Regions from separate parts of the Homo sapiens genome. Here region 2 is linked to region 1. A link is a loop called in an ENCODE intact Hi-C map of the cell type or tissue named here. Cell type or tissue: dorsolateral prefrontal cortex. All regions are shown on one strand.

What was found. A loop is a pair of places that touch in the nucleus more often than their neighbours do. Peaks named below come from ENCODE experiments on the same cell type or tissue, not always from the same donor. Only the 100,000 strongest peaks of a DNase experiment are listed, where the experiment ranks them.
Region 2: it touches region 1 in a loop (3-fold over the local background); 2 of 110 quality-filtered maps call a loop at or near these places.

Annotation. Positions count from the first base shown.
Region 1 is chr15:51,398,891-51,406,890 of GRCh38, reverse strand. GLDN (gliomedin) reads right to left here. Exons shown (of 10, transcript NM_181789.4): 7 at 6,616-6,699; 8 at 6,393-6,518; 9 at 5,148-5,298; 10 at 1-2,614. The coding sequence ends at 2,137. Among named protein-coding and RNA genes, the nearest start is that of GLDN, 61 kb to the right of the region's middle. In dorsolateral prefrontal cortex, CTCF peaks have their summits at 3,223, 3,425 (motif pointing right) and 4,813 (motif pointing right); a DNase peak (open chromatin) is centred at 4,860; H3K27ac peaks cover 1,433 bases.
Region 2 is chr15:51,129,630-51,137,629 of GRCh38, reverse strand. All of the region lies in intron 1 of MIR4713HG (MIR4713 host gene), which reads right to left. Among named protein-coding and RNA genes, the nearest start is that of TNFAIP8L3, 39 kb to the right of the region's middle. In dorsolateral prefrontal cortex, CTCF peaks have their summits at 4,365 and 4,571 (motif pointing left); DNase peaks (open chromatin) are centred at 4,539 and 7,598; H3K27ac peaks cover 1,367 bases.

The DNA.
Region 1 (8,000 bases):
GCACTTATTAGACATATTGATCTTGAACATGAGACTCTTTGTTAGAGAACGTGAATCTGAAAAGAGTATTTTTAAAAGCTAAGGTGACATGGTACAACCAATCTAATGAAAAGTAGGTGAAGTTTCAAATAGCCATCATATTGAGAACACAACAAACAAGTCATTGACAGCTGCCTGGGGACTTTCAGGGGAGCAGGGAGATTTGAATATTTAAATCTGTATATCCCCTAAGTTTTATTTTCTTATATTTTATTTTTTAGAGATGGGATCTCTCTAGGCTGGTCCTGAGATCCTGGCCTCAAGTGATCCTCCCATCCCTGCCTCCAAAGTAGCTGGGATTGCAGTTATGTGCCACCATGCCCAGTTCAACCCTAAGTTTTAAAATACTGCTGTTAATAATATATTGAACTCAGGGCCATTGAGAATGAATTTGGTCCCAAAGAGAAAGTTTCAGAATACACACAAATTGGGACAAGTTGCTGAAAAATCTTTACATAAGATTTGCCCTGGTTCCCCTTCCTGGCTGCAGAGCCCCAGGAACTTTTCCAGCTTCCTCTCTATTCGCAGTGGCCCTTCCCGGGGCCGCAGCGCTGGGCTGAAAGATGTTTAAAGAAGTGAGTTGGCAGAAAATATGCATATTTAAGAGCATTTAGGAGCAAGTTCAACTGGATTCTCTCCTGGCATCCAAGGGGACCAGATCACATCCTTTAAAACTATGTTAGAGAAAGAACTGTCCCCTAACCAGCCTTTGTGGAGGGCCACTTCATCTTACGCCGTTATCAGCCTTCCCCTCTACTCAAAACGCAAGTCACATCCTATGCGGCTTCTTAGTTTAGAACAAAACAAAACAGGCTCTGGTTCTGATTTTTTCAAGAATCAGGCTCACTTTATATTCTTTATCAGGAGTCAGCAATCTTTTTCCATAAAGGGGTAGCTGGTCAATATTTTAGGCACTGTGGGGCCATATGCTCTTTGTTGCAATGACTCGACTCTGCTGTTGCAGAGCAAAAGCAATGTCAGGCCGTACTGCATAAACAAATGAGTGTGGCTGTGCTCAGTAAAACCTTATTTAAAAAAACAGGCAATGGACTGGCTCTGGCCCAGTTCTACATAATAGCCACAAATGGAGCCTCTCTTCTGAACACTGCAAAGTGCTTCCCATGGTTCCAGCCAGATTAACGTCTACTTACACAGCATTTAGTACTTTGATAGTGGATCCACAGGAGAAGCATAAGAAGTCAGAGTGATCTGAGGATTCAGTGTTCATGATCCACAGCTACAAATCAACATGATCAGAAACTGGGGGGAACCTGGAAGATCATGATTCTGTTTTATTAAGAAACCTGGGCCAGGCACACATGCCTGTAATCCAGCATTTTGGGAGGCCAAGGCAGGAGGATCACTTGAGCCCCAGGAGTTCAAGACCAGCCTGGGAAACATAGCAAGACTCTCTCTCTATTTAAAATAAGAAAAGAAAAAAAATAGCTTATTGAAAAAAAAAAAAAAAAAAAAACCTGAACATGTAGCTGTCCCTGGCTTTTGCTAATCTCAGAGCTGCCCAATCAGCAGCTGAGGGTAATGGTTATTCTGTGGTGGCAGGTGCAGATGCAAAGAAAAGCAATAAATTATGGATAATGTGATACTTTAGATGTCTTAAAGAGTCAATGCATTTTTTCAAAGAACAAGATATAAGTCAGCACTGAGGGATTCACTACTCAAGCCACTGGACTTATCAACTCAAAGGTAAATTTGGTCAGCATGTGGCTAAAAAAGCTAAACGACAGAAGCAGATACATAAAAGTTGTGAGAAGAGCAGCCACCAAGAATCACCAAATTACCTACAGGTACAGAAAATCTCCCCAATCATCTTAGCCAATTCAGATTACCAATGGGGAAACTAAGGCCCAAGGAGAAAGAGGTAACTTGCAGAGCCAGCTGTGGGGAGATCACCAAATCTCAGCCATTTCAACTTCCAATCTGTTGCTATTTCACTAAGCGGGGCTCACTGACCATATAAACACTTTTGAGGTTATTTTCTAAATATCTGGCTGACGTTAAAAAAACAAGTTTCCTGTTGGGGGAGAACTGGTCCCAGAAAACCCCTGAAATTTGCTGAAGGGAGCCGAATGCAGCACATCACTGATTTAAGGTAGTTGACAAAAACTGCACAGGATAAAGCATTAAATGGCCATCTTCCCATGAATATAAATGCTGATCTCTCATGTTGTATGCTAACATGGCAAGAACAGACTGGGAAGTTCTTAAATCAAAGTTTGCATTGATCTGTTTCCCTCCTAACAAATCAAAGGCAAATGTGACCCTCATATCTTTGGTGTCTGTGACATAGAGGATTCCTCGGGCAATGAAGGCGTTGCCAGCCTTGGATTTAGGGTACGTGGTATTGACGTGTTGCACCACTGAGAATGTCCTCTCATCCAGTTGTGCTACAAGAATGCTCGAGCCGTCCACACTTGACGCATAGATAATCCAAAGGCCCTTTTCATCTACAGCTAGATTGAAGTAAGTTTTGGAATTTGCAAAAAGGTATTTTCGATCAAAATACAAGGCATTTTCAAGCTTCAGAGTTTGGGATGTTTCCTGGCCAAATTCAAATCTGAAATATGCAAACAAAGAAAAGTAGACATGAATCACCGTTTCTGTGGACAGGTGGTTTATTAGGCTCCTCTATTAAACTGAGTTAGTGGGTCTGGGGTGAGGGCTGGGATTTTGCATTCCTTACAAGCTCCCAGGTAATGCCTGCTCTGCTGGTCCTTGGGCAATGCTGTGAGCAGTGAGGCTGTAAGAGACAATGACTGGCTGTGCTAGCAGAGGCAACAGGGAGACAGTGGTGTGGTGTCAGAATAATCACCAAAGTCAGAATGAATTTGCATCTGAGTGACCACTTACTAGCCATGTGACCCCCACTTCACTAATGCCCAGATGTTTGTTGACCTCCTGAAATGCCCCCTCAAAGATTCTTAGAGCTGCAAGGGGGCTGTAAAAGAGGATCTAGTCCAATCTTTTCATTTTATAAGCAAAAAATGAGAAGCAACTGGCCCATGAAGACAAGTAAGAGGCAGAGCCAGAGGTTGAACTTAGGGTTTCTAACTCTAAGTGTGGGGGTTATTCCTTTACTCCCTGCTGAAATTTTAAAAAAAGAGTTTCACAGCCTGCTAAGTTAAGAAGAAAGTCAGCAGGTGAGAAGGGCTGTTGCAAAGTCATGACTGTGAAAACCATTTTCTTGTGAAGTAAGTGGCTGGATACATTAAACTATGGCATGGAATCTCATGCCCCTTAGCTCCTGGAGGCTGTATGATTTGACAGATTCCAACTCTAGGCTGTATTGTAAAAGTGAATTATAATTCAAAAGGTACGTAACTCCAGGAATGAAAATTCAGGAACATTAGGCTAAAAGAAAACACCAGAGGGTGCCACTGAGCAGCAGAAGAAACATGAACTGTGTGCATCTGTGGATATGCATTTGAGCATAACAGACTTGAAGTCTATCAAGAAACCGTGAAGAAACTAGAGAATAGTGAGGCTTGGGAAGGTCCCTGCACATCTCAGTACACAGGAGTTCTCCTTCCTCTGAATACCTGGGGTTTACTGCTGCCATTTGGCCCCGTCTAGTCCTGGCACCTCACAGCTGCATTCCTTGGTGAGACCCATCTCTCCCAGCAATTACAGGGTCGAATTCAGCTCTGCTTCTCCGTCAGGTCCCAGTCCGTGGCGCGGCATAGAGCAGTACAGCCTCCTAACCACTGCATCCAAACTTAGCTTCCTTAGAAGATACACCTCCTTGAAGAGGCCAGTTCTCACTATGGGGGTTATCCACCGCAGAACTGCCCCCCACGCCACCTCCGTGTGGCAATAGCCCTATATAACATGGCAGCAGGGAACCACAAGATTCAGTGAGAAGCATCGGAGGAAAGAGTGTGTCTTGAGAGGGGGACTACTGAGCAGGTGGTAGGTCAGTTGTCTTTTTCTACTAGCACAAGACTGCCCAAATGGGGTGGCCAGGGAGGTGTAGAGATGATGATGGGGGTGTCATGTAGATGGGAGTGAGAGGCAAAGGAGGGGATGCTTCCTGCCGCGGCTGACGCCAGTGTCCGATGTGTCTGATCATATCGCATATTACACTAGGAAACTCGCCCCATTCTAACCTGAGCATTCAAATGCCAAAGGTTGTTAAAGCTGGACCTCACTAAGGGTAGGAGAAGGATGAGGGAGAGGGAAGGGACCCAGTCCTCCCTCAAAGTCACTGTCTCTTGTTTTGAATGAGTAGGACTGTGGCATTCATAATACTGGGTTTACTGTTTCAGATAGTGGAAGAGCTAGAAGGACTCAGAGGCTGTAGTCCATCTTTTTGTTTTTAGTTGAGGACAGGGAGACACAGGAAGTGCTGTCTCTTGTCCAAGGCCATAGAGGAGGCACAAGAGTTGGAGCCAGAAACCAGGTGTCCTGGCTTTCGGTTCATTGCTCTCTTGATTTGCCCAAGATGACCTGCTTCTGCCTCCAAAGGCCAGAGCTTGATTTCCTCTTCTTGAACCCTAAAGACAGAACTTCAGCAATTCTTGTGGGGAAGGCTCAGCGGCTGCCTTGGGCAGTGTCTACCCAGGTGACCCTCCTCCCTTCCCTATGGGAGAGCAGAGGGCGGCCTGGGAGGACTCCATCAGGATGACAGACGGATCTGAAGGCAGAGACGCTTGACTAGGGGTTCATTCCCCAGTCTTCAATGATCTCAGCTGTGACACGAAATTCCCCACACCCAAAGTTTTCCAAAACAAAACTTTATCAGGGAGCAGCAGCACGTTCCACCAGGGGGAGCTATGAGTTCGGGCTGCTTCTCTCTCAGAGGATGGGGAAGCTGCGGCCGTCACCACTCCAGGTCTACTTCTCCCTGGCTCTGACCTTCCTCGGGCTGTCCAGACCAGCAACAAATGCAGACCCCAGGCAGGGGCTGGGCCATGGGGCTCACTAACATATCCTGTGATTCATTCAGTCGACAAACCCTGATTGACCTCAGTGTGTCAGCCCTAGGGACACAAAGATGATGAAAACACAGTCCCTACCCCTAATTGCTCACAAAAGCACCACAGCACAGGTGCTGCCTGAGAGGCGTGAGAAGGTGCTGTGGTGCGACTTACCTCACTAGGGTATTAGAACCCCCTTTGTGGTAGTAGAGAGAGTTGTTGTAAACAACGTGCCCACAGCCATGGAAATAGTATGGAAGGTGGATGAACGTGTAACTGCCATTCAGAAGTGAGGGCTGATCCTTGAATTCCTTAACCATGATGCCTGTAGGAGGGAAGCCAGGGAGAGGCTGTTACCTACCTCCAGCAATCACAGCTTGGGAGGGAGTCCTTGGGAGGAATTTCAAAGGCGGGAAGTTGAGAGTGAAATGTTCCCTAAGGTCCCTTGTCCAGTGTGAAGAGTCTAAGACTCCCAAGCTCAAAGTCCAATTCTCCATATGGATTTCTGAAATGTCTTTCAAATGTGGTAGGCATTGAACTGGCCTGGCTGCTCCTGGGAGAACTATGTATCACCCTCTCCCACCCCACTCTATACTGTTTATCAAACTCTCTATGAGAGTGGCATAGGCCTTCAACAGGAATAGCAGATACTTGGCGCTTGGGCAATCACCTCTTGCCTCCTCCCACCTCTTCCTGCACTGTGCAGCAGCCACTACTAATGAACAATATTACTTTCTTTTTGAGTCCCCGAATCCTGGTAATCTGGGCAGTTATTACCAGGTTCCCAATTGAATAACTGGCCTTGATGAAATAAAGAACTGATTTCTTCTCAGCTATTTCTCCAACCAGTGATTATGGCCAGACCCCTCCTTTAATGAGGCCGCTGTTACTACCACTAGCAATTCCTGACCACATCTCTTTGGGACAGTACAACTAGGGACCTGCTCAGATAGAGTGTGACTGCAAGGTGGAACTTCACCTTCTCCCTGGGCTCTCTGTCCAACAGGTGGCTGGGAAAGATGGCCAAAAGTACTCTTCTGGGAGGGCGGCAACCTTAGAGAAAGATGGATGGTGTACAAGGATTTCATCTCTGACATTTTTTTCCCATTATGGTTTGGAGGTTTATGAGGCCTGCAGTCATAATGCTATTTGTTTCCTTCTGGATACTTGTCCTAAAACAGGCGATATCTGGGTTACCCTCCTCATGCCCCTGTGACCTGAACTTCAAGGCTTGCCACCAGCATGTTCAAAGGAAGAAAGTTTTCTGCCCACTTATTGGTCTTTCTAAAATAAAGAGACATTTATTACACCAGCTACCGGGGATTTCAGACACACACAAATGGAATACGCCCAAAGGTAGGCAACAGATGAAAAATACAGTTACCACACAGATATGGGTCATAGGCCGAGTGCAAGTACCTGAAAAATGCTCTGTCACCCAAATCCGGTCATCACTCTTGTTAGCAGACTCTCTTATCCAAGTCCCAAATGTCTCTGTCACTTTCAGTACTTGCACTGGGTTTCCAATGGAAGTGATCATGGATTCTGCCAAAAGAAGAGAAAAGAAAGTCACTTGCCTGCCAATTATGACTTGAAGGTATTCAATTTCTGAATTTCAAGACAGGACGCTTTGTTTCTATACCTGCTTGTGGGGAATGGTGTTCACTGGCTTTCTCATCAGCTTTTCCAACCAAGGTATCATCATTTGGTATGGCACAAGTCTCACCTAAAATGACAACAATAATCATCAGAGCCGATACGGTTGGCACAGTGAGATTTGTTGGACTTTATAGCTGCTGCTCTTCCCCACCTCATTCCAGACTCTAGTCTCATAAACATCCCTTGCAATAGATCACCAGATTCCTTGGTTGCTTGCTTTCAAGCAACTCCAAATCATAGCCTTCCAAATTCTTCGCCCTGCTTGTTGAGTTCCCAGGAAGCTTTTCAGGAGTACAGTTGCTAAGATAATACAATCCCAAAAGGACGTCAGTAAAAGCAACAAAGTGGCCTGAGCCAGCCTGTTCAAGGCCTCAGCAATTTGGGGAAATGAGAGGCTTGCTGATGCCTTCCTGGCCTGTCTGGCAGGTGGCATCACTATCATGATTGCATTGTTCTGGAAGGATTTTCATTTTCAGGGAAGCTGGTGGAAGCTGTGAAGTAGCAGCCCCAGAGAATGGGGTGGTCCACTTTATGCAGCATCTTCCTGGGAGAGACATCAGGCAGGGAAACACCGATTTAGAGGAAGAAGTAATCTAGATTCCATCCAGCCTAGAGACATGGGAGTCCCCTCATGACCATTTCCCCACTGTCTCTGTCTAAGAGCCTAGAGAAACACAGGTCCTTGACAGGGGCCTGGTTCAATTTGGCTTGGGGCTACAGCTGAGCTGTGACTCATCCTCCTCAGGTTATCAGTGTCCCCCTTAATGAATGGGCTGAATTTAGACCTTTGGTGAAGAGGTGCCTTAGGGCAGCAGAAGCAAACCTGAGGGAGAGGAGGGAGGAGGATGAATGTGGCCAGGATGAAGAGGACAGGACATGGACTGAACCTCAGGCCCACTCAAATCCTGAGGGGTTCAAATCACCTTGTGGTTGCTTGATGGAAATCTTGAGGGTAATCTGAAGGGCTCCTTTATCAGTAAAATAAGGGAGCCCGACCCTCCATGATCTCTAAGCTTCCTTCTAGCTGGATAAGCCTGTGTTTCCCTGAAGTCCTTCTGTCACCTGATGAGAGTGGTGTCGGGGATCTGTTACAACTTCCCATGGGCAACCCTGCTGCCCCCGGAGTTTCAACTGGGGTTTCCACTTAGGGAACTACAGGGTATTAAAGATGTGGAGTTGGAGCAGGAGAGAGGGCCAAGTTCAGATGCAAATGCTTGGCAACCAAAGACTCCTTTCTAGGAGGCAGAATGGAAGATAATGCCTTTCATTTAAAGCCATTTTCCCTGCTCTGCATCCAGCCCCTGCCGATCCAGCCCCCTGGTAGATTAGGCTAAGCCCAGGAGACTGCTTCTCCAGACAAGGGCCGTC
Region 2 (8,000 bases), 270 kb after region 1:
CGAAGAGGGATCATAAGGATTCAAAGCTAAGAGAAATAAGCTTTAAGGTGTTAAGGAACATGTTTTCAGGGGTATCCACTGGGGCTATCCTACAGATGGGTCTGAAGCCCAGTATCTTCTTGAAATTAGAGCCTGGGCTATGGCCAATCCTGGAGTCTAGAGGGGCTCACATCTTATAGCTCCACAGGGAAAACCAAGGAGTGGCCTTCCCCCAACACTGCCCCCACACACAGGTTCCCTGCATCCTAAAATATAGGATGCAAACATTTTTGGAGACCTCATCAAAGCAGATATGTGGGTATGAAGGAATATGCATTTGGCAACAACAGGCAAAGACACTATTACCCACACACTCATGTTATTGGCATGTGACAGAGCCCCCTGGTCCTAGGGCTGTGCTGAAACCTGGAGAGGGCTCACGTGTCACTCTCAGGTGACACTGTACTTTCATTTTCATAAATGGGCAAAGTGAGCAGGAGATGTGGGTCCTGTGGGAGAATGAAGAAGGCTGGTCCTTAGAGGAATGGCTATAGGGACAGTGTGAGAAGAGGGTACAGGCAAGTCCAGGTGGCCTGGTTGGGATAAGCAGGAGGGACTTCTAGCCTCTGGAGGGCCTGCTGGGTGAGCCCCAGGCTTCCCTAAAGCAGCTTCAACGTCTGATGGCACTCGGGCTACCGACCCCATGCAGCACCCTTTCATGGTTCTCCACCTGAGCCCCTACTCCTCTAAGCCTCAGTGCACCTGTGTTCTGACCTCTGAGAAGGGGGCCTGCACAGATGAGAGTAAGGCTGACCTCCTAAGCTCTGCAGCCAGGCTGCCCTTCTGACCACACCAAGCTGACATGCAGCCCCGCCGCCTGGGTAAGTTGGCTGGCAGCCAGCTGAGAGCAAGCCCCAAGACATCACAGAATACAAGCAGGAGAGGTCACTCAGGCTGGGCACAGGGGCTCCTGACAGTAATCCCAGCACTTTGGGAGGCCGAGGCAGGAGGATCATTTGAATCCAGGAGTTCAGAGGGGAAGGGAACAGGCTCCAGGCCCCAACCCCAGCTTCAGCACAGACGAGCCAGTTGGCCATGGACAGTCATTTAACCATCTGACTCCAGTCCTTCATTCGTGAAATTGGGAACTAACGCCTGCCCACAGGCTCTGTGTGAAAATTAAATGCAAGTGAAGGTGGAGACCCGAACACTGCCTGGGTTCAACAAAATAAATTCCCTTTCTTGCCTCAGCTCTCCACAGCTCAACACTCTTTTTAGGAAGCAAAGATCACCTTTCCACTCTCATGCTGGATTTCTTACCTCAACACAATTCTCAAAGATTCCCTTGCGTGTCCAGTCAAGTAAAGTCCTCAGTAACTTTTCCTTGACTCAAACACCCTCAGGTCCCAAATCCCCCAGCTTAGCCCCTTCCAAGTTCAGGAAATCTGTGCTCATTAATGCAAGAGCCATTAACCCCTTGAAAGAGAACCTCAGAACCTCAGGACAATGGGAGAAAGTGCTGACAGGCAAGCTTGACGCAGCAGGTAGAAGATGGAACACATCGTTGACGGCTGCACAGCCCATGCCTTGGAGACAGCACATGGATATCTGCTGAGTCTCCTTCAAGGAGACCGTCATTACCCTCTTACATGAAGCTGGTATGATGTCATACCAAAGGAAGTGTAGGCCCACCGCAGACGTTGCACCACGACTTGGAACACCTATAGGATCATCACCCTTTGTGTTAGACTGAAGCAGTCCTTGAGGCAAGGATTCAAGTGCAAGTACTTTATTTGGGAGATGACCTCAGACAACATAGATAGGGGCATGGGGAAATAGGGAGGAGAAAGGGACAGGGAGGGGAAAGAAGTCAATAAGGGGCTTGTTATCAAGCAAGTTACAGTGGACAACTGAAGCTCAGAGTTATGCTAACCTAGGGGGTTAATTGGTTAGTTGGCTGGGGGCCGCCTCTAAGGGCAATAACTCTAAGGTGCTTCCAGATTGTTCCTTGTGTGGGCAGAGGGTGTTCCCATGGCCAGAAAGAAGCTCCAGGGCAGAGTCGCAGGTATTTGCAGTAGGCAGCCCTCAGGCATGTACAGTGAGCGTGGGGTGTGGGCAAGATGCCCACACTGTGGTCACCTTGCTGCATGTGCTCCCAGCTCAGTGTGCAGCCTTGGATTGGTGATCCAGCATCCCAAGATATGTGATGAGAAAAGCAAAAGCCTGGGTGGAATGCAGTCACAAGGTCTCTGGTACCTGGACAGTGTTTCACTTCCTGTGAATTAACTAATTCACATCATAGTTTAGCTTGTGAGTTTAATGATTAGATGAGGTTATCCAGAGCCCAATGAATAATGACTATTTATTAGCTGCTTAGCTATTTGAGGCTTTCAACCCATGTTGTGGTAAATCATCAGAACGCCTGAAAGGAAGATTTTGTTATTTCTAATTTAGAGATAGAAAAATTGAGAGTTAGAAATTAAATGAACTGGCCAAGCTCCCATAGCTACTAAGAAGAATACTCAGAATTCAAGTGTATGTGAAACAGGGATTTTTGTGAGATTCATACACTGCACTCTAACACCTCCTTGACTCCTGAGTACTCTGATGAATCAAACCTCTGAATGTGTGAAAATGGGGTGAGACTCTGGGCCCACAGTGACCCCAATCAGGTTGCAGATATCCTGTGAGGGACAGCCAGCAGTCAGCCCCAATTGCTCACACCTGTTTTCTGCTCACTCTCATCATACTAAAAACAAAATTCCCACCAGGTCCTCAGTAACTCCCCCAAACTCACCTGGGTCCTCAGTCTCAACAAGACCCTCTTCTCTGTGTTAAAGAAAATCATATTCTAACACTTGCTAAAACAATAAGGAAGACTTTATTCAGGACTATTGCAATGGAGTATTGCAATAGGTGTGAGAGATCAGGTTCAACTTCAAATTCAAGGACAAGTGGGATTGTCAGCCAAGAACAGAGTGAGAGGGTTAGTGGATATGGAAAGTTGCTAAGAGAAGACATCAAGGATAGGAGATTCTTGTGAAATCAACTTAACAGGATTCTTGCTAAACACAAACTAATGTGATCAGATATCAAGCATGGGGGATTCTCCCTAAACTGACTTGGCAGGATTCTTACTAAAACTTGACTGGGCAAGGACAGACACAGACAAAGAAGTCCAAGGTCAAGGCCCAGTTGAGAAGAGGCTCATAGGAGCCTCACTAAAGTCTGGTCAAAGGGAGAGTTTTTGTCACTTGCCACAAAGGTCCAGATAACAGTTATGAAGCCAGACACTGGGACTTGGTGTTCTGAGTCCTCAAAATACTCTGGAAGGCAAGGACCAGGATCATCATCTTTACCTCACCAATGAGGAACCAACAAGTTAAGTACCTTGCCCAAAGTCAGACTTCCAGCCAATAACAGAGCTGGGATTTGAACCCAGAAAGTCTGGCGTCAAACCCATAGTTTTACCCACCACATGACACAGCTTCTCATCTTGTTGATTCCTTAGTGGATTTCATGCTTAATTAATCTTCCCACCACAAATTTGGGGATGAAGCGACCCAAAGAGATGGGGCTATCATAATCCTGCTTTACAACAGACCATCTTTCACATCCTCACTAGTTACTTTGGGGCCTCTAAAGATAAGCCATTGTAATGGACGCTTCATAATGTGATTTGACCAACAAAAACATTGGTACACAAAAGAGGAAACCGGAGCAGATTTCTGCATTCATTTCTATTTTTATTGTGTTCTGCTTTTGTTTAATAATAAGGGGGAGGAGACTGGGCTCGATCACTCATCTGCAGCAAGAATTTTTTATTACCAGGGGCTGGAAAACAAAATGGGTTTTAATTTATTCCAATTTCATTTCAATTTTGCCAGTGGACATCTGTGCTTGCGAGCTTGGAAACCATAATACACGACTAATACTTTCCAATAATTTTCTTTTGATAATTCCTCTGACAGTGTGAAGAAAAGTGCCTGAACATGGATTAAATATCACATGACAACATTTTCCCAAATCTACGTGGCAAACTGCTACTTTTCTTTTTCTACAAAGATAATAGGAGGAAAAAAGCAATTTTTCAGAGCAGAAAGCAGCAGACAAGGTTCAGAGAACTAGAGTTCTTCTCCTGGCTCTGCTACCCACTATCCAGATGTGTGGCCTGGGGCGGGGGAATTCACCTCTCTGGGTTTCTGTTTCCACATTGGGAAATGAGATGCTTAGACTGTGTGATTCCCAAAGTCCCTCCCAGCTCTGAAATTTCCAGAGTCTCTGGTACAACATGGTGCCAAATGACCTTCATAGTGTCGGCATCATAGCTTTGGACGTACTTTGAGTTAACCTGGTTCACTGACTAACATAGAGAAGGAAATCTACAATTAATTGGGCACATATGCGAGCTCTTAAAAAAAAAGCAACAGTTTACATCAGGAATCTCAAATGGCAGGTGGCATAAGTGAGGGCATCAGGCTGAGCAAGGAAACATTAGGGAGCAGTGGGAACACTGCTGAACTGAGAGCTCACAGTGTCTCTGAAGGTGGCAGCTGCTCCTTTGCGCCATCCAGTGGCTTCCATGTGGCAATGCAGGCCCAGTGCAACCAGAAACTGATTTTTCAAGCAAAAATAGAAACCTAGATTTTTATGTTCTGTTTCCCAATTATTTAAACACTGTTGGGGCCAAAGAAAACATACTTAGGAGCCCTAGTTAGCAAATCTTGAGTCACATGCACTGGGTGTCTAACCCATTCTCTTTTCTCCGGGACCATCCTGTACTTCCTCTGTCCGGCAGAGCATTCATTTCTGTTTACTCATCTGTCTCCCTGCTGGACGCAGAGCATTTTGAGGGTCATGGGTTCTATGCCTGTCTTGAGCAGCAGATTGTTGGTAGTCAATGAAATAAAGGAATTTTACTATTTACAATGAACGCGTCACTGTATTAGTCTGCTCAGGCTGCCATAAAAAAATGGCATGGCTTAAACAACAGAAATTTACTTCTCACAGTTCTGGAGGCTGGAAAGTCCCAGATCAAGGTCCAACAGGGCTTAGTTTCTGGTGAGGGCTCTCTTCCTGGTTTACAGAGGGCTTCCTTCTCACTACATCTTCACATGGCCTTTCCTTGGTGTGTGCACACAGAGAGAGAGAGCTCTCTGTTGTCTCTTCTTACAAGGACAGTAATCCTATTGGATCAGGGTCCAACCCTTATGACCTCATTTAACATTAATTACCTCCTCAGAGACTCCATCTCCAAATGCAACTACACTGTGACCCAGGGCTTCAATATATGAATTTGAGGAAGACATAAACATTCAGTTGATAACACTCACCTAATGCCAACTCACAAGAATTTACCAAAAGCATGGGGGAGGAAAAGGACAAGAAGCTGGGTCTAGAGGTCAAGAGAGATGGGAGACTAGGGCCTCTCAAGCCCAGGCTTGCCCCAGCCCCTCTCCTCAAGAGACAGCCCCCACTTCTCACCTTGATGATGCTTCTTGCTCCTCCAATTGCCCACTGAGCTGAGCAACGGCTTTCACCAGGACTATGACCCTGATATTTCCAACAAGCTGATAAACACACAAAGCTGACCGGGCCACCCCTAGCATCCACAGGCATCATCTCCCTTCCTTGCAACAGGCCCAGGCAGGTGAAGTAACGGGTCCAAGGTCACATGGGTAGTGAGTGGCAGAGCCCAGATTCAACTCCTGCCCCACCCCTCAAGCATCACTGCTTTCCTCCCACCAACTTCTCCACCAGATGCCATCCCCAACCTAGAACTTTCAGATGCTAAGAGTTGGCACCTGAAGCCCAAACTAACTGATACCTCTTAGGAATCATTCCTCACGTTTCCCAGTCCCCTGCAGGAAGTGATTCATGAAGAGTGGCTTCTGGGCTCCCAGCAAGAACCCTCACTCAGAAATGGTTTTCTACCACTCTGCTATCCAATGCTTGAAATTCCATTTTTTGAACTTCCTAAGTCAAACCCCAGTGATGAAGCCTGGTTGCTATCAGAATCATTCAGGAAGCTTTTAATTTTTTTTATATCATGAAAAACTCACTGTTTTTCCATCTGTTTATATTTATTCTAAAATTTTAAACAATATATAAAGAGAAAAGGAAGAAAAAAATCACCTGAAATCCTACCCTGAGATTACCATTATTGATACATTGATGACCTAAATCCATGCATTTCATTATGAATATATATTTTATATATTCATATATAATATATATTTATATATGTATGTATTTTATATATATATATATATAATCCACAGGAATCATCTCCCTTCCTTGCAACAGGCCCAGCCAGGTGAAGTAACGGGTCCAAGGTCACATGGGTATATATATATATGTATATATATATATATATATACATATATATATATGTATATATATATATATATATATATATAGCTTTTATGATGTCTTATCACACAAGCTGTTTTTTTCATTGCTACCTCTTTAAAAACAGTATTGGTGGGAAGGCGACCTTGGTTACTGTCTTGTTCCTCCTCTGTTTCCTTTCATCCACACAACTTGGTCCAGGTCACCAGTGTTAACAACCTTCTCTACGCTTATCAACATACATAGATATATAGACAGATATAGACGAATGATGATGATGAAGATGATGATGACAAAAGTTTAAAAAGACAATAGAGATTACCCCTTGATGTATCATTTTCAAAAAAGGAATAATATACATTTCTCTGGCTCCTGATTTCCTCATTTAATAATATCTCATGGGAATACTTCTTAGTCACCTTTTTAAAAACTAAAATATTCCATAATGGTGATAATTACAATTCACTACATTATTCCCCTTTTGAAGGGAACTTTAGGTTCTATTTTTGTCACTATGCATAATGTTGCAATAACTATCTGAGGACCTATTTATCCATACATACTGCTTTTATTCCATCAGAGAGATTCCCTGGAATGGAATTGCCAGGTTGAAAGAACATGCATTTTTAATTTCAATTGCTAATGCCAGATGGCTTTCCACAATGTGGTAGCAATCTCCATTTCTACCAATAGTGCATAAGTAAACTCTCTCCTGCCTCCCACCAGTAGTAGGTGTTATCATCCTTTAACTTCTGTCAACCTGACAGGTGGAAATTGATAGCCCATTGTTACTTTTCTTGCATTTCCCTACCAATGAACTTGAGCATCTTTTAATGTTCATTCGTCATTTGAATTTGTGCTTCTGTTGAGAGGCCTGCCCTTATCCTTTGCCCATTTTCAATTGAATTTTTTTGCCTTTTTCTTATCAGTTTGTAAGATGTTAACTTTTGAGGGGTAGAGACTGGCTAGTGGTTGACCTAAACTGTTTCTTTGTCCTCATAGGAGCAGCCAGACCACATGTCCCAGCCTCTCTTGCGCTTGTGCATATCCATAGTCTCAGTTCTAGTCAGTGAAGCATGGGTGGAAGTGGAGTATTACCCTTCCAGGCCTGGCCCACAAAACTACCCACTTGTGAGCCTACCTACTAATTTCCCTTCCACAAGGATCTTGGAAGCCACATATTAAAGATGGCGGTGCACACAATAGAAAGAGCCCAGGTTCCTGAATCTCTGCCTGGAGGAGGGCTGCCTGCCAAACAGGATCACCCATCATGGACTTGATATGAGTGAGAAATTCAATTCTATTGTGCTAAACCATAGGGTGTAATGGGTTTATATGTACAACAGAGCCAATCTAACTAACACACCCACCACCTGCCATATGTGTTACAACTGTTTCCGCCAACTGTCATTTGTGTAATGACTGTGCTTGCAGTAAAATTTAAATTGTAAAATGTTTATATTTTCTTGTATGCCTGCATTTTATAGCCTCTATATTTTCCGTGTAAAATGGTTTCTGGGGAGCTGTTTACAAGTACAGATTCTAAGATCCACCCTAGAAAATTCTGCTGCAAGCAGTCTGGAGTGGAGCCAGGAAATCTCGATCTTATTAAAGCTCCCTGGGGTTATTCTGCTGCATCCCAGGATTGGAGAGTATTGCTTAGGATATTA